Linked DNA regions of Homo sapiens: all the other regions are linked to region 1. Evidence: chromatin contacts called from ENCODE Hi-C or POLR2A ChIA-PET data. All regions are on one chromosome and are shown on one strand. The core of a region is the stretch at or near the end of the contact, and the rest is flanking DNA. Distances in the headings are between cores, read along the strand shown. Region 1 has its middle 81 kb from the start of LINC00299. Region 2 overlaps LOC100506274 (a long non-coding RNA gene). Region 3 has its middle 96 kb from the start of MBOAT2. Region 4 has its middle 24 kb from the start of LINC01871. Region 5 has its middle 48 kb from the start of LINC01871. Region 6 overlaps LOC105373408 (a long non-coding RNA gene).

Region 1 (4,163 bases), core at 455-2,954:
CCACAGAGCAGCTGAATTACTTCCTGGTCTTTCTTGAAGTATTTCAGTTCTCAGGCAGACCCGGGGCATACAAAGTTGTGTCCAAAATCATCACTCTACCTCCAGGTTTCTCTGTAACCAGCAATTTACTAAAAGTACTTCCTGGGCCTCAAGGTGGGAACTTTATGAGCTTCAGATTCTGTACCTTCCAGTCTAACCAAAGTTATACGTGATCATTAATTTCATGTTTCAACTTGACTGGGCTACAAGATACCCAGATAGTTGGTAAAACAGTATTTCTGGGTTGCCTGGTACAGCGTTTCCAGAAGAGATTAGCATTTGAATCAGTGTACTGAGTAAGGAACACCAATCCTCATCAATGTGAGTGTCATCATCTATCCAATGAATAGAGTAAAAGGTGAAGGAAGGGTGAGTTCACTCCCTCTGCTTGAGCTGGGACATCCTTCTACTCTTGCCTCCTGACATTGAAACTTCTCGTTCTCTGGCCTTCAGACTTGAACTAAATTCCCCACCAGCTTTCATGGTTCCCCAGCTTGCAAAGGGCAGGTCACAGGACGTCTGGACCTCCACAACCCTGGGAGCCATTAACATTGTAAACCTCCCACGTGTCTATCTCTATATGTCCTACAGGTTACGTTTCGCTTAGAGAACCCTGACTAATACTGTATACTTCCCAATGCCTACTTTAATCCTCAAAAGAAAGCTGAATCTGATTCACACAGTTTTATTCAATAAAGATCTCGATGACAATGTCAATTCAGGTGATTGGAACAGTTAAAACTGAGCCAAAATGCTGTGTGACACTAAAAATCCAGAAAAATTTACAGAAAAAAAGTTATTTGTTATTATTTATTTATATTTATTTTATTTTATTTTTGAGATGGAGTATCACTTCCATTGCACAGCTGGAGTGCAGTGGCACAATCTCCGCTCACCGCAACCTCCACCTCCTGGGTTCAAGCGATTCTCCTTCCTCAACCTCCCCAATAGCTGGGATTACAGGCTTGTGCCACCACGCCCAGCTAATTTTTTTGTATTTTTAGTAGAGACAGGGTTTCACCATGTTGGCCAGGCTGGTCTCAAACTCCTGACCTCAGGTGATCCACCCACCTCAGCTTCTCAAAGTGCTAGGATTACAGCTGTGAGCCACTGCGCCCGACCAGCAAAAAGTTATTCTTACTCTGTTTTTCAATGCTACTCTATACCAAGCTGTAATGGGTATACATACATAGATTATAAAGCAATGAGACCCCTTGTTTATGTCCCACAGTGATGCCCAAGTTATCTGCGATATGCTATATTCATTGGTTAATGTGAGTACTTGGGGAGTTTCTAATATAACCTTTAATGTGTGTGAACAAATTGCCAATAAATCCCAGAATAGACTTTAAGAAGTCAGCATGATTTTTCCCTGTTAGATATCATCTTTAAAAAGGGTAGGAGAAAGTTGTCTGGAAAAAAAAAAAAAAAAAAACTTCAGCATGTAAATTAATTTTAAAATGGGCATGGTAGTTTTACATTTTGAAGATAAGAAGATTAACCAGAAGGAACTGAGAGAGAAAATTATCAAACCTGAATGGGGAAAAATGCCTGAAAAAATATAGCTGTGAAGAGAGCTGAGTCATTTGTGATAGAATTTTAAGGCCCTGCAAAAGTCCCGAACATGGTCACAAGTGGTTTACATAAATCCATGTGCCCTCTTCTTCGAGCCAATCAACTGCTCTCCAGCCCTGCGGCGAGTGGCATCGCTAGGATGAGTCAATGACACTGTCACACAGTAGAAAACACAGCCTCCTTCCATCTCCATGATGTGCTTTCTCACAACTTCATTAAACTGAACCAGAAATCACATCAGACAACATGGAAGAGTCATGGGATGACTTTTGACATGAGATTGAGAGACAGGTGGGTGAGACTTCAAGAAAAATGACACAAAGATAAGACAGTTTCAGATTCAAGATGATCTTACACTTCTGAAAACCCAAACATCAACGTCTTAGGGCCAGAAAGTAAAACTTCTAATGAATAGGATGTGAAAGTCGCCAGGCAGACTCCTTGCATTTCACCATGACACTAAATGAAAGCACAGAAAGTCCAGAAGCTAAATGAATGTGTAAGATTTCTCAGACAAGATCTCTGGGGTCGCTCTAATTATAACACCCAAATGTTGTTAGCAACAATAGAAAGAGCAATTTAGATATGTGATTTGGTGATTGTTTAAAATACATTTGGGGCTCTTTTGAGAGTTCTGAAATTTCCATAGCAGCTGCGTACTTCAGACCTGGTGGCATTTGGGGAAACACTTGTCAAATCCATACTTGGAGCCCAGGCTGCCTGGTGAAAACGGATTTTTTTCCCTATTGTTAAGTGAAAATTCCATGAGCAAAATATTCTTACATTGTGCCCAGTAGAAATGTACCTTTCCACTGAAAATATTACCCTAATGAGCTTGCTTGTAATGTTCACACTGGAAATAACAGAAACATGCAGGCCCTCCCTGTCTTTTTCTCTTCTATGACCTTCTCCTCCACTTTACTGACAGAGTATGAGTAAGCTGGCAGAAAATCAACAGGGACAAAGGGAACTACTGGCCTCTTGGTTACAGAGGGCCCTTTCGATACCATCCTACATCTACAATACACCACCAGTTTCCTCCTCCATGATGTGACGTTCTTTAAGGAATAGTTTAGAAGGGCCTGACTTAGAACTATGCCAACAGCTCTTGGCACCACTTATTTGCAGACTCTGGCCCAACTGGCTGAAATCAGTCTTTGCTAATTTATCAGCCAGCACAGGTCTCAGCTGCAGTTTTCAGCTTTGATCAAAGCTGAAGCCCATATCATCGTAACATCATGTGTGAGTCTGGGTCTGGATCAGCAGTGGCTGGGAAGACTAAGGAGAAGCACAGAAGGGACCCAGAGTATGGCTGGGCCACCTGCTCCCCTCATTAGGATGGGATGAAATAGTGCAGCTGATTGGCCCAGGGAGAAGGGGGTGTGGGCTGGAGATGGAACAGAGGAGGGTTAGAGAGGGGCTCCCAGGAGGCTGGAATTCTATCTCACCGGCTGCCATCTATTAACCTTGACTAAAGACCTGGCACTGGCCTTGGCACTTACAGATGGTTAGGAACCCAGCCCTCGAGGACTCAGAGACCAGAGACCGCTAGTTCTAATATAGGTCAGACCTGTAAATGCATGAATGGGGAAGAAATAATCAACAATGGGACTACAGAGAAACAAAGAAATATCAGAAGGACAGACTACAAGGATAGTTTAGCCGCAAATTCACCCAAAAACAGGGAAAATTAGAGGAGGAAAAAAGGTTCCAGGACCTTTTTTCCCTTCATTCGAATCCACTTATTAAGCACCTACTAATGCAACCATTTATTAAGCACCTTCTACATGCAAGACACACAAATATTAATAGATAGAGTTCCAGCCCTCCGGGACTTCAAGACACAAACACAAACAACTGTGGAAAAGATTGCATGGTAATAAGATATTTCCCTGTGCAAAGTACTGTGAGTGAGAGACCCTGTCTGGGGGAGGATCTGGAGAGCTTCCAGGAGAAGTTGCCATTCACAATGAGCCTTCCAAGGTGAGTAGGGCTTCAACTTGCCAAGATGGGAGGTTAGCTTTGGCTCAACTCTTGTAAGCCTGAAGTTAACAATGCCAGGTGCAGAGCTTTCTTCCCTTTCCTGGAGGTTTGAAGGGGGAGGCTCACAGCCTGCAGGCAGCATGGCCTGCATTCTCTTACGAGATGTATCTCTTTGAGATACGGCTCCTTGCCCTGCAGAAAAGTGCAGCAGTTAACTGGAGCAGCAAGGAGACCCGGAATTCTGGGAGACCACCGGGCAAAACAGAGGCTGACCCAACCCAGTGGCTCCCGTACCACAACTGCCCCATGGATTTCAGTTCAATTACAGGCTTCTCAACCTCCCTCTCTCAGTCCTCCTGTAAATGGCCCACACTGTGTCCCACCCACCGCTCTTCTTAACAGGCTGTGCAACCTCAGGCAGCTGCTTGAACTGCTCTGTCTCAAATTCATCCTCTGTAAAATGGAGACCATTAAAACCAGAATCTCATAGGGTCCCACTGAAGAGTCAATGGAGTAGTGCTTAGTACAGGATTTAGCCCAGAGCGAGCTCTCAGGAACTTTTGTTA
Region 2 (4,163 bases), core at 686-3,185, 970 kb before region 1:
TGTGCATCCTGCCTGTCATACATGCTGCCCTTTGCTAGCCTTGTTGTTGCTGTTGTTGTTGTTTTGTTTTGTTTTGAGATGGAGTTTACTCCTTTACCCAGGCCAGAGTGCAGTGGCATGATGTCAGCTCACTGCAACCTCCGCCTCCTGGGTTCAAGTGATTCTTCTGCCTCAGCCTCCCCAGTAGCTTGGACTACAGGCACGCACCAGCACGCCTGGCTAATTTTTGTGTTTTTGGAGATGGGATTTCACCATGTTGGCCAGGCTGGTCTCAAGATCCTGACCACAAGTGATCCACCTGCCTTGGCCTCCCAAAGTGCTGGGATTACAGGCGGGAGCCACCATGCCTGGCTCCCTCGTAATGTCTGAGGTATTTTATACAGAAAGACACCTTCCCATCTTACTATTATAGAGCCCCTCAAATATTAACAAAGTCAGCCCTGTTAGGTGTCATTTGTAACCACAAATTGAAAATCACTGGTAGCCAGTACCTTTGATTCACTTGTGTGTTGCCAATACATCATGATGATTACAGTAATAATAATGAAAATGATTGTAATGATGATATACTCTTTGTTTAGCCTACATTGTGGTGGACACTTTGCCAAGCCTTCTGATGCATTATTTTATTTAATCCTCTGTAGGATACCAGAATAGAGAGATGATTATTACTCTTATTGTGCAGATGAGAAAACTGATGTCTAGAGAGAATGAATAAATCCCATCTTTCACAGCTGGTAAGCAGCAGAACCAGAATCTATCCCATCATTGTTTTCCTCTAGAGAAAATATTCACCCTTGAGAAGCTTCACCCTCTCTCTGCACAGTGTGAGCCTCAGACCATGTGTTCGGTTATTGTCTGTTAACTAAAAGTGAACCACCAGAACTGGAGGTGCCTGCAAAGGCCAGCAGGAGTAACAGCATGCGTCTGACACAGGTCCCAGAGAAGTTCTGGCTTCTCTTCTTTCTGAAGTACTGAACCACAGAGTAGTAGCAGAAATACCGTCAAGCCTTCTTTCCCATGTTCCCACGGCAGTGAACCCATTCGTGCTCTGAACACTTTCCATTCCACATATTTCTTCATAACAGAAGGTGTCAAAATGCTCCATGCTTCCTCTTTTGGGGAAATTAACTTAATTCAATTGAACTGCACTTATAATCACAGACGGGAATGACCTCAGAGAACTTCATTTCAACCCTCTCATTTTACAGTGGAAAGGAAAACCCCCAAATTTAAGTGACGTCCTTGTTCCATATAGCACCCTTCCTTACTGGAACCCAGCGACTCTCAGTTCTATTTGCAATGGAGAACCACCTGGGGAATTTGAAAACATTCTGCTGCCCTGGCCACATTTCCACATACTCTGATTTAATTGGCCTGGGGAGGGACTTGGCTTTCGAACTGTCTTCATCTCCCAGGTGCTTCCAATATGCAGCCATGGTGGAGAACCTCTGCTTTTTGTCTCCTTCCCTGGCACATTCACATAAACACATCTTTGATCTTGCTGGCCCAAAGAGTAATGACTGAAGCTGTGAGCTTATTTTACCAACAGAAATGGGACTGGTTGGGAACAAATTGGGCAATGTTTGCTCTTCTAAAAACCCTCTGAGGTTGTTCTTAGGAGACTTTTCCCCCTATTTTTCCATAGACAGGTCTTCTGATATGTTAGGTTTTCTTCAGTGCATTTTTTGAGAGGTAAAGAAAATAAAAAAACATTGTTTTTATCAGCCACAAATGGAATATATTTGGGAGTAATGGCAGCTCAGAAAGTTAAGGATTGGATTTAGTTATATTTTAATAATCTGTAAAAGCCTAGCTCCAGCTAATAGAATGCATATTTTATTTAAAGCAGGCATTGTCAAACTTCTTCTGTAAAGGGCCAGATAGTAAACATTTTCAGCTCCACAGGCCATATGGTCTCTGTTGCAACTACTCAACTCTGCCATTGAGGTGTGAAAAGCACCCACAGATAAGACATAAACAAATGGGTGTGGTTGTGCTCCAATAAAACTGTATTTAGAAAAACAGACAGTGGGCTGAATGTGGCTCATGGTCATTATTTGCCAACCTCTAAAATGTCAGATTAGAAAAAGTACTGTTTGATGATGCTCCAACTCTAACAAAGGCCAAAATAGAATTTAAATGTTTTGCTTAGATGGTGGGGGTTTCTGAACTTAAGAAAAAATCCCTAATGTTGTTTTAATATTTGACTCGGGTGTCCAAAAGCTTGCAAGACCCCAGTAGAAATTAAACAGAGTTTATTTCAGTGCCTTTTGAGCATCTCTGTATCTTTTTAATACATCCTACCTTTGGTGCTATTTACAAATGTTTCTTTTTTCATCTTAATAAAAATTTAGCAGAAAAATCTGCTAAACCCCAGAAGCGTCAGATAATTACTTGGAAAATGGAAAGGCAGTGAACACTAGTCATTTCATAATTTCAATTTTATGATTACTTTATTACAGAAAAACTTTCATAATAGTTGCATCATTTGAATCAGTTTTCGGTTTCAGCCCAAACCACGGGCACTTACGAAAACCTACCCTAACTTGATTTAGGTCTTCGAGCAAACCTAGAAAAATACTTACTAGAATGAAAAGAATCCTTAATGTGTTCTAATCATTGCTATGAGAGGTTGGAAGGCAGGCAAATGCTTTTCCTTTGCTGTTCTCTCAGCTTATAACATCCTGCCTAATTCTAATAGCATCTTTCAGGAATAGAGGAAGATGGCATTGAAAGTTAAGTGTGACTTTCCACTGCAACTCGGCAATGACCACTCACTTTTGCATTAATAATGAATGAGTATCTAAAGGTTAGTGAGCGAATGTAGCAGAACCAGCCAGAGGGAGTCATCAGGAGGCATCCCAGCTGAAATACACTGTGCAAGCCTGGGAGGAAAGAGGTTCCCCTGAAAGGCACTATCTGGACTGATGGGTTTTCAGGGAGCCAGTCATTCACTAAACCCACATAGGCTGGGAAGCAGATAAAGAACTGAGGCTGCAACGTAATCAGATGGGATTTGGGAACAGAAAGTCAGATAATACCATGTCTGTCTGGACCTTAGACCAGGGCTCTAGAGAGTTCTCTGAGTAAAACGGCAAAGTTTGAGACTTTTGCAGGACACTTTCAACTCTCAGCTGCCTTCAACTCCTTATTGTCACTTTTGCTTTGTTTACTTTACTGCAGTTTTCATTTATGTTTTCTCACACCTGTAATTCCAGCACTTTGGGAGGGTGAGGTGTGTGGATCACCTGAAGTCAGGAGTTCAATACCAGCCTGGCCAACATGGTGAAACCCCGTGTCTGCTAAAAATACAAAAATTAGCCAGGCGTGGTGGCAGCCGCCTTTAATCCCAGCTACTCAGGAGGCTAAAACAGGAGACTTGTTTGAACCCAGGAGGCAGAGGTTGCAGTGAGCCGAGATCACACCATTGCACTCCAGCCTGGGTGACAGAGCAAGACCCTGTTTCAAAAAATAATAAATAAATAAATAAATAAATAAATAAAAATAATAAATAAAATTTAGGCAGCAAGAGTAGGAGGTTTGATTGTGTGTCTGTTGCTTTAGTCTCAGGAGCCTAATCAGCCAGCCATGAACTCATGGTTATAGGGCTACAGCATTCCTATGACTTTTAAAGTCCTAAGATTGGTTCAGTCAACAACCCAAAAAGACTAATCATAGTGTGAAATATCTACTTCCTGTGAACTGTACATTGTCATATTTCCACTTTAGTGCTGGGGAGCGCTAAAAAAAACCATGTTGGTGCTAAAGAAAATACCTTCTTCTTCATGTCAGCAGGGAAAGTTTGAAAATTAGCCTTGTTTTCTACCAGCAAACTCTATTCATTTGTTCTTTCATTAAATCCTATTACTGAAATTCTGCTGGGTGCCATCACTGTACTAGGCATGAGGAATACAGTGGTTAGGAAGATCCTGTCCCTCTCCCAAGGAGTTCCTAGATAGGTATGGAAGGATGACAAGAAATAAATAGCTACCGCTATTATGAGTCGCATGGTAAGAACAGGGTGCTGGGACAATTCATAGCAGTGAGTTTCTCCCAAATCTAGGAGTCAGAGAAAATTTTCCAGGCGAGTGATATCTATCTGGAGACTAAGAGGATGAAGATGTCTTTGTTTTACATCTGAAAATTTATGTCAATTTTAT
Region 3 (4,163 bases), core at 596-3,095, 690 kb after region 1:
TGATGTATTTGTGTGTGTATGTGTATTTGCGTGTATGTGTATATATGTGTATATGTATATGTGATGTGTGTATTTGTGTGTATGTGTATATATATGTGTATATGTATATGTGATGTGTGTATTTGTGTGTGTGTGTGTGTGTCTGCCCACCCCCAAGACTTGCCTGCAGGGGTTACAATGGCTAGTCCATGCCTTGTAGCCTTATGCCTGTGGAATCATGAACACTCTGGGCCTCTATTCTCTCATCTTTAAAGGATTCTAACCCTTGGTTGTCCAACAATCAAGGAAAATAATAGATGTGCAAGGAAGCTGCCTACCATTACTTTTTAGAAAATAAGGGTGGATGTACATTAATTTACTCATGATTATCCATTCACTCATTCAACAAATGTTCTTTGTACTAGGCACTAAGAAATCAACAGTAGAGAAAAGAGAATTGACATTAGCCCTTGTTCTCAGGAAGTGGACGGTTTAGTAGGAAAGACCTGAATAATAAGCACAGATACACAGTTGTGTTCAGAGTTATAAAGGGCAAGAGCAGTGAGCTCTGTGCACGGGACTAACGGGGCGTGCGAGGAATAAACCACAAACGTGGGGCGGTGGGATGGTGGAACTGTGAGCCCAGGACAACCCTGATGGTGGGTCCAGGAGGCAGGGACTCACCAGAGGATCTGAAGCCTGGAAATCTGTCCACAGGGGGCAAGACATAAGTCTCATTAGTCAGAACAAAACCAGGATCCTGGGAATTTGTCCAAACAGGGATAAGGCCGATGGTAGCTGACAGGTTTCTGGGCACATACACCAGTATCAGGAAAGGCACAGGGAAAAGAGGGACCCAGGGACCGAACAGGCAGCCCTTTGGGGGAGCAGTAGGACCATCACAAGCCAGTTCTTGGAGAAGTACAGTGTCAAGGTCAAAGGAGGATCAGTTGCAAGACTCCCCACTGAGGGTGGGCCCCAAACCTCTGTGTCTGGGCGAGGCTGACCCTCTCCCACATGGCACACCTGCAGCTGACCAGGGGGTCTGTGCTCAGTGCAGGCACCTTCCCTCTCCTCCCCACACCCAGCAGTAGGTCCTTTGCTTTCTTGGCTCTGGCCCCAAGCACAGCCGAGGGCTCTAAAGCTGACCCTGGCGTCCCCACTTTGTGCTTCGTGATGTTGCCGGTCAGAATTTGTATGTAGTCACCTCCCGACCGGCGTGGGCAGTGCTGGCCTCCTGGACTGGAGCGTGGGCCAGATCTCTGGCCCTTCAAGGGCGCTGACACTGAGCAGGGCTGGCCTGGGCCTCCCTATACACCTCTTGTTGAGGACTCAGTGGGTTTCAGAGTCTGGGACAGGGATAGTTTAACAAATGGAGGCTCCGTGGTCCCAGACCGGTGAGAGAATGTGTGTTGAATGAATGGATGAGAACAAAAGCCAGAAGCTTGAAGATATTTAGAAATAAGATCCCCTTTTCCATATAAATGAAACACTTGAAGACCAGATTTTCCAAAGCAGTTGGAATGGCTACCCCCAAAATATCTCCCCCCCAGAGGGACTTCTAAAGGGTTAACTGACACCTGAAGGGAAGGGGCTTAACACCCCTAAAATCACAGAAAACAAATCTGGTCTGGCTCTTGGTATTCTCCTTACATCCTTAAGTAGTTTTAGACACAAAATGTCTTCCTCCCTTAAGTAATTCTAGACACAAAGTGCTTTCCTCATTTAACCCTTGTAATCACACTAGGAGGAGGATGTGATTCGTGTCCATTTTGAAGGGGAGAACACAGATTCAGAGTGGGTGGGTGACTTCTCCACAGGCAGAGCACAGACAGCCACACTTGCAGCTGCTTTAACCAACAAGCCGTGCTCCTGACCTTGGTGTTCGGCTTGGTTGCTTTGCTGTGGGTTGGTTTCGTTTGTGTGACTAAGACTTTTAAATGATTCGGCTCCTTTTGTGTGTTTGTTTTTGATCTTTGCAAGATTCTCTAATGGTTGATCCAGGGCTGCCCCTACACCGTTCTCCTGTCACATGCCCCGTTCCCCTGACATTGACATCAACCAACATAATATGCTGAAGAAGGGTCTTCGGCAGCTGGAAACTGGCCCAGGCATTGCGGTGGGCAGCCAGCAGGCATCTTCTGTCATTAGCCCTCCCTAGGGAAGACAAGTTCAGCAATGGTTCCTGGGAGAGGCTTGGGATAGGAAAAGAAAGGATGTTCCTATAGAGGAAGCAAATGTTCCAAGATACTTCCATTAATTAAGAAAATCTAGGGTAATAATACACAGTCCTCAAAGTCCTAGATTATAAAACCATTGTGTTAGGTTGAAGCAAGTATCACAAAGAAATACAGAAGGTCATTACCAAGACTTTTAGATGGCAAACATACTTAATGGAAACACCTCTTTCTTAACTCTGAAAACGCTTCATGTAGCATTCAGGCTTCCATTTAAAATTAATTGTGTGCATTCTAAGAGCACTTTTAGGACCTTGCAGAGACCCTCTCTGTAGATTACATGATTTGAAACTATAGCTAAGAAAATTTTGTGAAGTGGTGCAACTCTCAGAAATCAAACATGAATATGCATGCCAGGTGTGGTGGCTTACGCCTGTAATCCCAACACTTTGGGAGGTGGGAGAATCACTTGAGCTTAGGACTTGGAGACCAGCCTGGACAACATAGTGAGACCCCATCTCTACTAAAAATAAAAAAATTAGCTGGACATGGTGGTGCACACCTGTGGTCCCAGCTACTAGGGAGGCTGAGATGGGAGGATCACTTGAGCCTAGGAGGTCAAGGTTGCAGTAAGCCATGATCATGCCTCTGCACTCCAGCCTGGGCAACAGAATGAGACCCTGTCTCAAAAAAAATAATAATAAAAATAACTATGCAAAAAATATGACTTTATTTTTCTATATTACTAGCTCCCTCTCCTGGGGCATTCACTACTAATCTCAGTCATATTGGAGTTCCCCTGTCTTCTTTTCTCTGGGGTTCTAGGTAAGTTCCAGGGGCAGGGTGATGGTGGCAAGCATTACATAGTTCTGAGCTTTGGGAAAGGGGACGTCTCATCTTCACCGTCATCTTCACATGCTAGTTTCAACTTGTGTTATTAACAGAAACTTCCGCTGTCCCGCCTGACCTGCAGCCAAGCATCCACACAGTTTGTCCACAAGGCCCTCCCCTGGTCGCTGTCCTCTCAGTTATTCTCAGTGTTACTCTCGGACCCAGGAGCGTGATTCAGCAGCTCCTGCGCGGTGGGAGGTGGACAAAGGCTCAGTCCACTTGGGCATATCATAACATTTCTTCTCCTAGAAGCCATGACTTCTAAGGGTTGGAGCCTCCAAGCTTCTTTGGGATTTGGGACGTCCCTGAGGCACGCAGCCTGGGGAATGGGCTGCGCAGCCTGTTTTCTCTAGAACCTGAGCATGCAAGCACCACTCTTGCATTCTGATTCTCCAACCCCTCGCCTGGGAGGAGGCGAGAAAGGCTTGCCCTTCACCATATCTTCTCATCCCACATTTTCTGTTACATATGTTGCCTATGCCCTGAGTCCTTTCTGTTCCTCTAAACACCTGTGTTTGTTTTGTGTTTTTAGGTGTCATTTATATAGAAGAAAATGCGGCTGGGTGCAGTGGCTCATGCCTGTAATCCCAGCACTTTGGGAGGCCGAGGCGGGCAGATCACTTGAGGTCAGGAGTTCAAGATCAGCCTGGCCAACACAGTGACATTCTGTCTCTACTAAAAATACAAAAATTAGCTGGGCATGGTGGCACGTGCCTGTAATCCTAGCTACTCAAGAGGCTGAGGGAGGAGAATCGCTCAAACCTGGGAGGTGGAGGTTGCAGTGAGTTGAGATTGTGCCACTGTACTCCAGCCTGGGCAACAGAGTGAGACTCTATCTCAAAAAAAGAAAATGCACAGATCTTAAGCACTCAGTTTGAACAATATACAGAGCATCTCCCTCAACCCAGAAGGTTCCCCATGAAAGGGCCTAGACTTTTGAAAACCAAAAAAGTCCCCCCCTTATTTTCCTCTACCCTGCTCTGCTCATTCCCTTTGGGGAGGTAATGATCACACTCTGGCCTACCTGCAGCTCCTAACGGTGCCAAGTACATAGAGAAATGCCAAGGGCAAGGGGCAACCGTGAGATCGCATCTTAAACAGTATCCTCACATGAAT
Region 4 (4,163 bases), core at 675-3,174, 660 kb before region 1:
TATCCTCAGCCGCCTGAGTAGTTGGGCCTTACAGGAGCATGCCACAATGTCCAGCTAATTCTTCTATATTTTTTGCAGAATTGGGTCTTGCTCTGTTGCCCAGGCTGGTCTTGAACTCCTGGGCTCAAGCAATCTTTAATCTTCCTGTTTCGGCCTCCCAAAATGCTAGGATTACAAGCATGAGCCACCATGCCTGTTCTAGATATTTTTAAGTTGCCAAAACAGTAGAAAGAATGAGTAGAATGCTAACAAGTATAACACTATGGATTTTTTGTTTCAAAATTTAACAAAGGATTAATTGTAAAATATTTAATAAAATCCAGAGCACAGACACATGGACTGCTACCCAATTAATTCTATAAAACTTCAAAAAGATTTCTATCAAGATTTGAGAATGCACACAAATAACAGTTGTGAAAAGAAAAACCTTAGACGAATTAAATTTCACAGAGGTCAATTGAGCAAACAATGATTTGCAAATTGGGCAGTTCCCTGAACCAGAGAGACTCTGGTGCTGTTGGGTGATTGGGGAAGATTTAAGGGCTGAAAAAGGGCCGGGTGCAGTGGCTCACACTTGTGATCTCAGCACTTTGGGAGGCCGAGGGGGACAGATCACTTGAGATCGGGAGTTTGAGACCAGCCTGGCCAACATGGTTAAACCCCATCTCTACTAAAAATACAAAAATTAGTGGGGCATGGTGGTGGGTGCCTATAGTCCCAGCTACTCTTGAGTCTAAAGCAAGAGAATCGCTTGAACCCGGGAGGCAGAGATTGCAGTGAGCCGAGATCATGCTACTGCATTCCAGCCTGGGCGACAGAGCGAGACTCCATCTCAAAAAAAAAAAAAAAAAAAAAAAAAGAGAGAGAGAGTGAGACTCTGTCTTAAAACAAAAAAGACTGAAAAAGGAAATCCCAGGTAGAAAAGACGGAAGTGAGGTCAGAAACAGCCAGACTTGTTACAGCTGGGTAGTGTCTTATTTGAACTTGGTTTGGACAGTTGGCTGCCTTTGGCCAAAACTCAGTAATGGGCACAAGGGTTGGTTCCAGTTTGTTTAACATCTAGTTAGGTTTCAGTTCACTGTACGTGAAGAAACCTTCAGGCTGAATTTAAAATATGTAAGGAGACAGCTTTAGGCTAAACTTTTTTAGCAGAATTTAACACTGGGAATTAAAAATAGGTTATTAAGCTAAAATTTTTGTGTTACTTTAAAACATGCAAAAATACGTTTGTTCATCATTAATTCACTATAGGTCCAAGGTCTTTTCTTTGATATGTGTACCGATCATAATTCTGTATTACATGTTGAACAAGCAACCTATCATATACATTTCAAGTTTTGGTATTTTGAAAGTGAAAAGTGAAATTAAAGACATTTACAAAGCAATCCACGTCCAGAAACGTTGTGACGCTGCGTTGGAGAGGCTGTGGGGCTGCCGAGAGAGCGTGGAGATTCCATTAAATTCAGACTCTGGAACAGGCCCTTTGTAACCAGTAAAACAGACAATTTTAGCCGTCACAGACGCTCTGCAGCCGTAAAGTACCTCTAAACAACTAATAGTGTGAAAGTGTGGTGAGAAATGAGAGCTCGACCACAGCTCCTGAAGGCCAGCCCTATGACATCTGTTCCCACCACAGCGGGTGGCTGTTCCCATATCCAGCCACAGCAGGGTTCCAGCCCCTCTGTACAGGGGAGAAAGATGTGGACCCTGAGGATGCTGACAACCTGGGTGCAGAGCAAGATTGACCAGGGATCTGCATGGCCTGTCCTCAGTAAAGACAGCCTGGAGAGGACCAGACTGAGGTCACGTTGAAAAAAGGGACGTGACCAAGGGACAGGAGTCCCCTGGTGCTACATCGTCAACTGCCTGCCGAGGAACCTGGAAAGTCCTTCGCCAAGAGATGGCTCGAAGACAGGAGCAGCCGATCCTACTGAGGTCACTGAGCGCCTGAGGCTGGGCAGGATGCAGCTGAGCAAAGCCTGGCTTGGCAGCTCTACGCTCTTCCTGTTTAGTCATCCAACAAGAAGAAAGAAAAGTGAATCTCTAGCAATACGATTTTTCTTAAAAAAATGGCAACAAAGACCTTTCATTGTTCTATATAGGACCAAATAAAGATTTAAAGAACTCACTTCAAATTTGTATTTCGTCTTTTCAAGGTGAATTTTTCGAAGTATACAACTGCAAGCACTCTTAATGTTTAAAATCAAATTTTTAAAAATAGTTCTGAATGTTCTAGTGAATGAAAAGAGACAAGAACCAACATAACGGGAACTACTTGAAATAATAATTTTTAAAAAGTCCATTTATAATTCAAAGAATATACTTAGATTATACCTTAGATAGCCTAAGAGAATCAACTGAAAAAAATGTTAGACTCAATAACTTAGATAAGCAAAGTAAACAGATAAAATATAGATACAGATTATTCAATATTTTTTTTAGAAATGAGCAGTAAGCTTTTAGAAAATAAAATGAAAAAAAGACCCTATCCAAAATAGTAGTAGAAACATAAAGTACCTAGCTATAAATTTTGCAAGATTTATGTAGAAAGTATATGAAAACAAAAATATTTCTATGATCTGTAAAATACAAATAATATACAGGGTTTATTATATTTTGAATGGAAACATTGAATACTATAAACAATTTTTATAATAAGCCTTTAAAAAATTCTTCCATAATGAATTTATGTGATTAAAATAAGTCAGACCAAATTGCTAATGACAGAACATTTACGAGAATGAAATAAACCACAAGCTGTCATCTTTGCAACCAAATGGAGACCGATAGAAGAAAATGGAAAAAAAAAATATGTTACTGATTTTGTAGAGAGATGGAAGCATTGTTTAAAATAGCATGCTAAGACATGCCTGGAAATCCATATCCACCCTGACTGCCTATGAAATGAGCTAATGAATTATCCTTAATTTTATTTTCTAAGCAGGTTTGAGTTATGTGTCTGTGTCGATCAATTGCAAATGAAAGAACATAATTACAACTAGCTATTAATTTATAAAAATAAAATCTAGCCTCTATAGCAGCTGAAATGTTTGTACCAATGGAAGTGTCCTGTTCTGAGATGCTCAACACTGTGGCCCACATGGGGCTACTGGGTGCTCGAAATGTGGCTGGTGCAGCTGAAGAGCTAAATTTTTTAATTCTATGTAAGTTAGTGAATTTCAAATTAAATTATGTGGCTGGTGGCTACAGCTTTGGACAGGGCAGCTCTATAATGATAAAATCTTGTAATTAAGGTAATAAAAGCTGTTTTTGCATTACAAATTAGAAGTAACTTTGGAAACCCCTTAATGCTGGAGAGCATGACATGTGAAAAGAATTCTCTCATTTACCTGTAAAAGCTCGAATTTGTACACACTTGCAATCTTTTCCTAAAATAATATGTCAATTTTTATCAAGTACAAAACTTTAGCCCAGTAATTCTGGAAAATTCTAGGGAATCCTAACAAAATAGTCAAAGATGTTGATAATAATTTGTGCATAAAAAGTATTAATACCACATCATTTATGATTTTAAAAATGTAAAATACATTAAAATGAGCAACAAATAGAAACAATTACCAACTAAATGAGTAAACAATGGAAATAATGAAAATTTGGGAACTTGGAGAACATTAACTATTATACCTTCACCTAAAGTCAAGTTTACAGCAATTATTCATTAAATTGCAAAATATTTACAACATAGCATTTTTAAAAAGATACAAATATCTCTCTGTATAGACAAATTATATATAATATATAATAAATATAACATACTATATTATATGTTAGATTAATATAATTCAACATATGTGATTATATTATATATCAATATATTATTATGAATATTTTCTTAGTATTTCATATATTAATGTTATATATTATGTATTAACTAACATATTATATATTTTGTTAATATAATGGAATATATTATATAAAACATTACATGCTATATAAACATATTAGGAATAAACAAATAATATTCATATTCACCAATATTTCAAAATAACTTATAGAATATGGAATTTTAAAAAAACTTGCTTCAGATTTGTCATAGTTTGTCCACTTAAGAAGTCTTCAATAAAACAGTAACACTGTAAATGAAATTAAGCCCTCACATTTTAATAGTAGTTTATAGTTTACAAAATATCTTCACATTTATC
Region 5 (4,163 bases), core at 654-3,153, 640 kb before region 1:
GCACATAGACAAACAAAGCTAGGTAAGAACAATGCAGCACACCCCAGAGCAATTAAAGCTCATGCACAGCCTTGTTGGGCAGGGCAATTGATTTTAGCAGGCTTGGAACAAGAACGGGCCTCAGGCATGCTATTTTGCAGACAGAATAAAAGAACATCAGAAAAGAAAAGTGACTTGCCCAAGTTCACAGTCAGTTAAGTCAACGATGGGGCAAAAGCTCAGGCCTCTGGGTGCTTTCTCAGTATGGCTTTTATCTGCACCTGATTTCACAAAACAGACTGGAATGTGCTGAGAGGCTGCCAGGCAGGTGGTCAGCATCCATGCAGTGGGTGCTCTCACCAATGCCACACCTGGAGAGGAGGAGGGCAAAGCAGATGTCGTCCGGGTGATTTTCAGCCCTGGGCCCTTCCCCGTTCACACCTCAGGCTTCTCAGCATGTATTGCTTTGCCATGCTTTCCTCAGCTTACAGTAATAACTCCTTTTGCCTGCCACCCACACTGACATGAGCCCCCACTTAGAGATGGCTTCGTGAATATTTCAAATTTTATCAGGTGCTTTAATTAAATCATTGACATTTATGTCAGAGAGTACAAGACTGAAGTTCACTGAGGGTGGTCGTCTTGCCCAGGGTCATCGAACTGGAACTGGCACAGCCAGGATTTGCACCTAAACCTGTTGGACTCCAAGGCCCATGTTCTCTCTACTTAGAGGATAACAGCCAAGACTTCTGATTTCCTACCAGTTTCAGAAAATATGGAGCTCCCACAGCATAGGAATTCTCTCCATAACAGAATGTTATGGCTAAAAGCATGACCCATCTAAAATTCAACTTCGAGTATTTATTTAACAAATAACTACAGTACTTCATTAACTACTATAGCAGATATTTAATAAACAACGTTGTAATATGTGCCATTCAAAGCACTTTACATATATTGAAGCTTTTTGTCTTCCTAAAAACGACATAAAGTAGGAACTATCATTTTTCCATTTTACTGATGACAATACTGAGGCTCAGAGACATCCAATAGATTACCTAGAATTACATGGCTGGTAGGTGGAAGAACTGGTATTCAAATCCAGGCAGCCTGGCTCTACACTCTTGGCTTTTAATCGCTAAGCCATACTCCCCTCTCTAGTTTTGTAGAAATCTTAATAGAATGGAGTATGCATGTCTTTGCCTTCTCAAATTGAGAATAGTGAACCTAGTTGAGCCTTCTGCTTATAATTCAAGGTGACCCACATGAATTTGGAACATTACATCCACTACAGCATGCCTAATACTACCCTCAGACATTTTAGATTGCAAGAGTAAATTTCCCCCAAGACTGGCCCCAGATTGCTGTTCTTATGAAGTTCTTTCCAATTTTTAAAGCTCTTCTATTTATTTCTTCTGCTATCTTCCCTCAGCGACTATGGCTATCTATATATATTATTCATGACCTTGCTTTAAAAGGAATTATCTGGTTCTGTGTCTCTGCAAGATTATCTTGCCTTCTAACACAGCAAAACACATCAGCTTTATGACAGCAATACTTTCTCAAAATTTTTTTCTAGACCCAGTGGCATGTCCCAGCTTGATGTGGCTCCATAAGTGTGTGATATTGTTTAAGATTCTGCTCAAATGGACTCCCTGATTCTGAACCTTGGGAAGGAAGGGTATCAGCAGCATCGGAAGGGAGGCTCTCTGGAGTTTTTCTATGGAGGAAGTCGCCACACACACAAATGCCGCATTGTCAACTCTCTAGAACACAGTCATCTCACAACTGTGGAATGTCCCTCCTTGCCAAACCCTCAGGACGACAGCAGTTGAAACTTTCATATACGGAGGAGTGGAGGCTCCTACGGAAGAAAAGAGGAAGAGCCAGTGCTTGATGCAGGCTTTTGACACTTCAAGTTGGGCAATGTTTTTGGTTTCAGCAAAGTTGCTAAAAACCACAATTCCCAAGGTTGGCCTGAACTTTGATTCAGAGCTTGAATTGCTAAGAAAGGTGGGGCTGGCCACAGGTTTCACTTGGCAGCAGCTCGCTTCTTCCCTGTGGGCGGCTACCCCTGCTGTCCTTTTCCATGCGGAGTTCCTGGCCATGGGTCCATGGTCAGTAGGTGCTTCTCTCTTACACCCTGGGTCACAGCACAGCAGTGGCTCTCAAGGCGGGCCCCCCTGGCCAGCCACAGCAGCATCACCTAGAATCTGTTAGAAATGCAAATTCCCTACTGAATCAGAAACTCTGGTGCTGGGGCCCAGCAAGCTGTGTTTTAACAAGTGCCAAAGGTGATCTGAAGCACCTGCAAGTCTGAGAACCATGACAATAGAAGAAAAGGAAATGCAGACAAATGAGAAGAAAAAAGTGAATTTAGAAATAAAGGGAAGATTCAAGCCCAGTGAGTGACCCCTGTCATCAGAGGGGTGTGGCAGGTGGCCCTACAAGAGCTTCACAGCGCAAGTCAACTTCCCATGAGCCCAGACAGGTCTACAGATGTGGCTCTCCAGACTCTATGTTGAGAGGAATGTTGAGGCCATACCTCAGAAGGAAATCACACAGAGACAAATAAGCAAGGCTGTGTGGGCCAGGAGGAGCAGGGGACAACCTGCCAATTTGCCCCTAAGGGCGAGAAATTGAAACTGGGGTTAGAGAGTTAGACAAGCACCTTGGATAGAGCCCTATAGTGTTTTTTGTTTTTGTTTGTTTGTTTGTTTGTTTTTTTACTGAGCAGGTCTTACTATGGTAACACCTGGTCATAAAATTCTAAAATCATTTGTTTAGAAAAGGATATGGCAATTCACTGAGCCCAGTTCCCCAGCCATGGTCTCCAGCACACTTCCACTAAGAAGCCCCTAGCAATGGAAGGTCAGCTGTCTCTAAAAGCTGTGCATTCTATCTTTGGAGAAATGTGGACCTGAAACGTTTCTGCAGACATCCTGGCCCTCCCTGAAAGTTTTACCCTATGAGGGACTCAACAGAGGTGATTTGACATTAGGACACTCTGATGCACACATGCACACAGTAGTTCTCAGAAATGTGACTTTCTTTCTTTCTTTCTTTATGACAGTCCTTCCTCTAGGGTGCTGGGCATGCCTTCGTTTCTCTATTCTGTGAGTACTTGTGCTCATGGGGCCTGCGCTGGGTGCTGAAGAGACATTGCTCAGGTGAGCAAAACAATCAGGGGCCTGCCTTCTGGAAATTGAATCTAATAGGAGCATCAGATATTAAACAGCTAGAAAAATACATATTAAATTTTCAGTGTGACAAGTATATAAAATAAAAAATTCCACAAGAAATCTTATCAAGTTCCTTTCCATGAAAAGAACGAACTTGAATTGTTATTGTCTGTCTTGCGTTGAGTCTTTGGACTCATTGTTAATTGATCCAATGTCATTTTAGCCAGCTCTTAACCTCCACACTTTTTCTTCCTTCATAGGAAAATTCCACTGCCACAAAAAGTACAAGGAAATATGCTATGCAATCCTACCTTTATGAAATTTACAATCTAGTATAGGAGATGAACTTAAAATAATTGTAAGGAAGCTGTGAACCATTTCTGCAATACATGTTTAAGCGTGGAAGGGAGAGTTGCGAAGAAGGCATTAACAGCAACTCACGGAAAGCTTCAGTGGGAAGGTGGGATGTGAGCTGAGTCTTTTAGGATGAGCAAAATGTGAAAGGTAAGCAAAACAGAGCAGCCTCTGCTGTGTGTGGCGGGGTGGGGGGGTTGTGGGGGGAAGGAGGGGAGGGAGGGGAGAGAGAGAGAGAGAGAGGTTTCTATCTTAATAATAGAGATGTTATAGTGAAAATGGCACACAAAATGCACCAACAAGATCTGTTTTTTTTTTTTAGGCCCTTCAACTATTTTTTTAGGCCCTTCTTGCTTGTATTTTATGATTTACAAATTTTCATACTTTTGTAATCAGGAAAAATAAATATGATATCAAACTTAAAGTTAAAAAATGCATCCAAAGGCACTGACGTACGCCAGGCAGGCAACTTCATTCTCCCATGTGTCCAACACAGAACTCACAAGACTCTTGGCTGGATGTCCTCTTTTCAGGAAAGAAGGTTCATTTTTAGAGATAATTACACACTGTGTAAGCATAGAAGTCTCCCTTTTATTCTGAATGGTTTCCTGAAAACGCTGTAACTACTGCATTTAGTTGTGGCAAACT
Region 6 (4,163 bases), core at 558-3,057, 560 kb before region 1:
AGCCCATCAGAGAGAGGACAAGGGCATAGAAATATATATGTGCAAAATTATTACGTGTTACAAAAATTAAGTCACTAATTATTAGATTGCAATGAGTTAAAGACATGTATTGCATTCCTTTAAGGAGCCAGTATATATAGACATAAAATTTAATACATTACTAACAGTATACTGAAAATAATTTGTTTTACACAAAAGAAGATGTCAAAGGAGAAACAGAGTAACAAACAAGATGAATAAACAAATAAGATACACACCTGACCCTTCTCTAACTCTCCTTATGCGGGTGCTCCTCAATACCCAAGTTCAACCTGAAGCCAGAGGCTCCAGAGGCATTCCCTAAGGATGTGTCCTGGGGCACGGGCTGGACTTGGAAGGAGGCAGAAGGGTCTGAAAGGCAAACAGAGGGTGGCCAGCATGGCCTTGCTGAGCACCTGCCGCTATTTGATTTCCAGTGCTCTGGGGGCATCAGCTCTCCCCCAACCCCCTACCCACCTCTTTCTAGTCTTGCCTTTAGTGAAAAGGTGTGAGGGGTGCTCATTTCTCTGATACAGTCCATTCAGGATTCGATCAGGACAGATCAGTGGGTGTGGGATTTCCCTAAGTGGGCCCTTGGCCCCATGATCCCTGCAGAAGGTGACTACCAGAGCCAGGAGCCTCCTCTGCAGGGAACAGCTCCTCATGGGCATGGACCACGAGTGTGAGGCCACTGCTGCTCACCAGCTTCCAAGATCAAAGCCGCTGGGGTGCCAGGATTTTTAAATAAAAAAAGATGGAGAGATTGCTTTGGAAATCAGTGTCATCCATGGTTCCGTTCATTCTTTGACGCTTATAACCTATCCATCAACAATCCTAGTGGCTCCACAGAACACATCCAGAAAATGGCTTCATCTAATCTCCTCCATGGCTTCTAGTTTAAGTGAAATCCCCATAATTTCTTACCTCAATGATTGCAATCACCCCTTGATCAACCCTGAGCCTCTCTATCCCCCAACCTCCTTAATTCTATTCTCAACAGGACAACCTGTGGAAATCATTCAGAATGAAAATCCAATCACGACACTTCTGGACTCAAAAGCTTCCCTTGGCTTTTCATCTCACACAGATACAGAAGCTGAAATTCTTAGAATGGTTCATCAGGCATTTTTTTTTTTTAATTTTTTTGTAGAGTCAGGGTCTCACTATGTTGCCCAGGCAGGTCTGAAATTCTTGGTCTCAAGCTATATTTCCTGCCTTGGCCTCCCCAGTAGCTGGGATCACAAGCGGGAGCCACTGCACTGGCCACCAGAACTGATGTGTGATGGTGTGTAAGCCGTACCCATACCATTACACATCAGTTCTCTCTGGCCTCATCACTTACAACTCCCTTCCTCACTCACGCTGCTCCATCCACACTGCCCTCCTGGCTATTTCTGGAGCATCTCAGGAACGTTCCTAACTCAGGGCTTTTGCATTTGTTGTTTGCTCCAACCTTATAGAAAGCATAGCTCTCACCTACCTCTTTCAGGCCTTTTCTCCAGTAATGTAGGCAGAAGTGCTTTGTATATTTACTCGTGTCATTAATTAGAGCATGACCCTGCTCTCCAGTACAAATTTTAAAAAGCCACAGATGTCTTCTATACAAATTCATGAACTTCAGGGATCCCTAGAAGCTTCCTCATGTATTCCCTTAGTTTCAAACGATTTCAGTAAAGCATAAAAACATAAAGACGTACATTCACAGAAACACACACATACACAGTTTTGTGTGTGTGTGTGTGTGTGTGTGTGTGTGTGTGTGTATGTTGGCTTCCTGAAACCTTGCCCAGAAGCAACTACTCTCATCTTCAAAACAAAAGTGAAGGGCAAAAGCCTGACTCACTCTACAGAAATGCTTTCCAGGCAACTATTCAGAAATACCTGAATCAATAGCAACCTCAATGATCGGGTAATGTTTCTCAGTATAAGTCTTCTTGTTTCCAAAGAAACTTTCTTTTTCAGTAGCTCTCTGCAGCTGAGCAAATGCTAAAAGCCACTGGTGAAACCTATTACCTGACGCTAATAGGGTTTGAGAAAGAAGCAGGCAGTGTTACTAATATCCTCATTCTGGACTCTGAGATAAGAGCCCTTTCTATGCTGAGCTTTGTTGTGAGTGAAATTTCTCATCCATGCTGCAGATAAGATGTCCCCGCTTGTTGAAAGCATTCCTGAGCTTCCATTTAACAAGTTATGAATGGAGCTGTCTGTGCTGCAAGCTCTGAGAAGCTGTTTATCACCTTCTTCCCCAGACGCTCAGTCACCTCTGCTTTTTTATCTTCCCTGGGTCCTGAAACCATAAGTGTGATCGCTTCTCCTTCACCCTCCATACACCCACCCTATAGGTGGGGGCATTCATTTGAAAGGTGTTCCACTTGGGGCCACCAAGACGAGGACCCCTTCCTGCAGTTACCCAGGAGGCTCTGATGCTGGCCTCTGGATGATGCAGTGTTCTCTGCATGATGCTGAGGCCTGGACCTTGCTGTGAGATAAGAAACAGTGACCATGAAGTAAAGCATTAAATGAACACAGGATATCATGCCTTTAATTAAGCAATTTCAGCGGCATGCATTCCCACTGGCCACTCTGCACTCCAGGCTGACTTGGAGAATTAGTTTGATATTCATAAAAAAAGATGTTCCCAGTGAGCAATTCTATCAAAACGGGTTCTTGTCTTTTCTTTTTGTCCCTACACACCATCCTGCCCCACATCCAGTGGCTTCCTAGCTAGTCTGTTTCCATCTCACTTTCTTCAAAAGCACCCACTACCCACAGGCAGGATCCGTCTCCTGGGGCATTTCCCATCATGGAGTGTTAGTAGAGACCACAGCATGGGCACACAAGGGCATAGGCCACAGCTGCCAGCCACCTAGACAATTACCTTCATCCTTCTCCATAGTAATTTTTAATGTGTTTGTCCTTTTATGACAGCCCTCTTGGTGTTATGCTGTATTGAGTTGCTGAGCCACCATTCCCACTGTTGGACTGAGATGCCAGAGGTTAGAGATCATTGAACAATTTGTATCCGCAGGCCCTTGCTCCTCAGGACCATGTCTTATCTGTAATAGTTTCTCAGTAAGTATTTGTTGTAAGGGTAGATGTGTATCCAGTGGATTAAGTGAGCTAAACTCAATGAGGAGACAAATATAAAAAGCTTGATTTCTTTCTCCAGCCTGTGCCAGATCTCAATTACATATAATTATTTTAGATAATTAAGAGTCATCGTCAGCTATTTTAAAAGACTAGTACTGTCTAATTGGAACCTTCCAGTCCAGGGAGATGTTCCTCTCCCGGAGCCTCGGAGGAAGGAGTGTGGGCTCTTCCATCTTTCCTCCTCCTCCTCCTCTCTCCCCAGCTTTATGCTGCCTCTGGCTGCTCCAGGATCTGCACAGAAAGCTGGGAAAACAGCAATGGAGGCAGAGTACTGAACTGACTGCTGGCATTGGCCGTTCCCTCTTGCCACCCTGGGTGGAGCATGGGAGCCACTCTGAGGGTTGAGGGTGGGATCCATGCCTTAGCTGGCCTCCTACGGCCCTGCTTCCCGGTGGAGACTCACACCTCCTCACCATGGCAAGACACCGGCCACAGGCTGCCCACTGTGCCCACCATCCCTGCCCTGACACCTTGGCGGCTGTCCTCAACTCACCAATGCAAATTCTCCAGGCATGAAACAGAAACCAGGCAGGCATCACTCTTGACATTGGGTGCACTTATTAAAAGGACACAACTCCTGTCTTTAAAGTGTTTTTACTTGGTTGGGGCATTAGGCACATGATCAGACCATTACAGTAGACTGTGATCCACATTGTGATGGTTATAAATGTGGGTCTGGGGAGACGAAGGAGGCCACTAACCATAATAGAATTCCCGTCGGACACACTGGCTGCTAAGATCTTGAAATGCATGCTTTACACAGCTTGGCAAATCACCACTTCTCCAAGCTCCCTGAATCTCTTCTCCCTAGCCCCACAGCCCCTCGTCTTTCTCCTCTACCTGCCTTGGAAATTTCAAACAGCACCTAAATCCACCAACTAATGGGTACATTCCTGGTACCGCACAGGCCTCTGGGACCCCACATCAGGACAAAGGCTGTGATCTATTCTGTTTATTTGGTTCCTGGGCTTCAGTGGCTGATAGATATTTTGAAC

What was found. A loop is a pair of places that touch in the nucleus more often than their neighbours do. ChIA-PET counts read pairs that join two places held with the same protein, here RNA polymerase II (POLR2A). Pooled maps may share reads with other maps.
Region 2: a loop to region 1 is called in a pooled map, with 9 times the contacts of the local background. The contact joins two enhancer-like sites. A Hi-C loop is called at or near these places in 1 of 168 maps with a recorded cell type or tissue (GM12878), 3 of 37 single-sample maps with no recorded cell type and 11 of 50 pooled maps.
Region 3: a pooled map shows a loop between it and region 1 (6-fold over the local background). The contact joins two enhancer-like sites. A Hi-C loop is called at or near these places in 1 of 37 single-sample maps with no recorded cell type and 3 of 50 pooled maps. POLR2A ChIA-PET finds 5 or more read pairs at or near these places in 1 of 52 experiments (GM10248).
Region 4: a pooled map shows a loop between it and region 1 (5-fold over the local background). The contact joins two enhancer-like sites. A Hi-C loop is called at or near these places in 1 of 168 maps with a recorded cell type or tissue (GM12878) and 6 of 50 pooled maps. POLR2A ChIA-PET finds 5 or more read pairs at or near these places in 1 of 52 experiments (activated T-cell).
Region 5: a map of GM12878 shows a loop between it and region 1 (7-fold over the local background). The contact joins two enhancer-like sites. A Hi-C loop is called at or near these places in 1 of 168 maps with a recorded cell type or tissue (GM12878), 7 of 37 single-sample maps with no recorded cell type and 11 of 50 pooled maps.
Region 6: a loop to region 1 is called in a pooled map, with 9 times the contacts of the local background. The contact joins two enhancer-like sites. A Hi-C loop is called at or near these places in 4 of 37 single-sample maps with no recorded cell type and 9 of 50 pooled maps. POLR2A ChIA-PET finds 5 or more read pairs at or near these places in 2 of 52 experiments (activated CD4-positive, alpha-beta T cell and naive thymus-derived CD4-positive, alpha-beta T cell).

Annotation. Positions count from the first base shown.
Region 1 is chr2:8,407,212-8,411,374 of GRCh38, forward strand. No RefSeq gene overlaps it. Among named protein-coding and RNA genes, the nearest start is that of LINC00299, 81 kb to the left of the region's middle. Within about 2 kb of position 1,705, at least 6 of the 41 ENCODE cell types and tissues checked have a DNase peak (open chromatin) inside an H3K27ac peak, as active enhancers do; they include GM12878, where a contact is called at or near this core.
Region 2 is chr2:7,435,361-7,439,523 of GRCh38, forward strand. All of the region lies in intron 4 of LOC100506274 (a long non-coding RNA gene), which reads left to right. Among named protein-coding and RNA genes, the nearest start is that of LINC01871, 290 kb to the right of the region's middle. Within about 2 kb of position 1,936, at least 4 of the 41 ENCODE cell types and tissues checked have a DNase peak (open chromatin) inside an H3K27ac peak, as active enhancers do; they include GM12878, where a contact is called at or near this core.
Region 3 is chr2:9,097,611-9,101,773 of GRCh38, forward strand. No RefSeq gene overlaps it. Among named protein-coding and RNA genes, the nearest start is that of MBOAT2, 96 kb to the left of the region's middle. Within about 2 kb of position 1,846, at least 2 of the 41 ENCODE cell types and tissues checked have a DNase peak (open chromatin) inside an H3K27ac peak, as active enhancers do.
Region 4 is chr2:7,747,292-7,751,454 of GRCh38, forward strand. No RefSeq gene overlaps it. Among named protein-coding and RNA genes, the nearest start is that of LINC01871, 24 kb to the left of the region's middle. Within about 2 kb of position 1,925, at least 4 of the 41 ENCODE cell types and tissues checked have a DNase peak (open chromatin) inside an H3K27ac peak, as active enhancers do.
Region 5 is chr2:7,771,693-7,775,855 of GRCh38, forward strand. No RefSeq gene overlaps it. Among named protein-coding and RNA genes, the nearest start is that of LINC01871, 48 kb to the left of the region's middle. RefSeq lists an enhancer at 2,010-2,059. Within about 2 kb of position 1,904, at least 4 of the 41 ENCODE cell types and tissues checked have a DNase peak (open chromatin) inside an H3K27ac peak, as active enhancers do.
Region 6 is chr2:7,846,189-7,850,351 of GRCh38, forward strand. All of the region lies in intron 1 of LOC105373408 (a long non-coding RNA gene), which reads right to left. Among named protein-coding and RNA genes, the nearest start is that of LINC01871, 120 kb to the left of the region's middle. Within about 2 kb of position 1,808, at least 4 of the 41 ENCODE cell types and tissues checked have a DNase peak (open chromatin) inside an H3K27ac peak, as active enhancers do.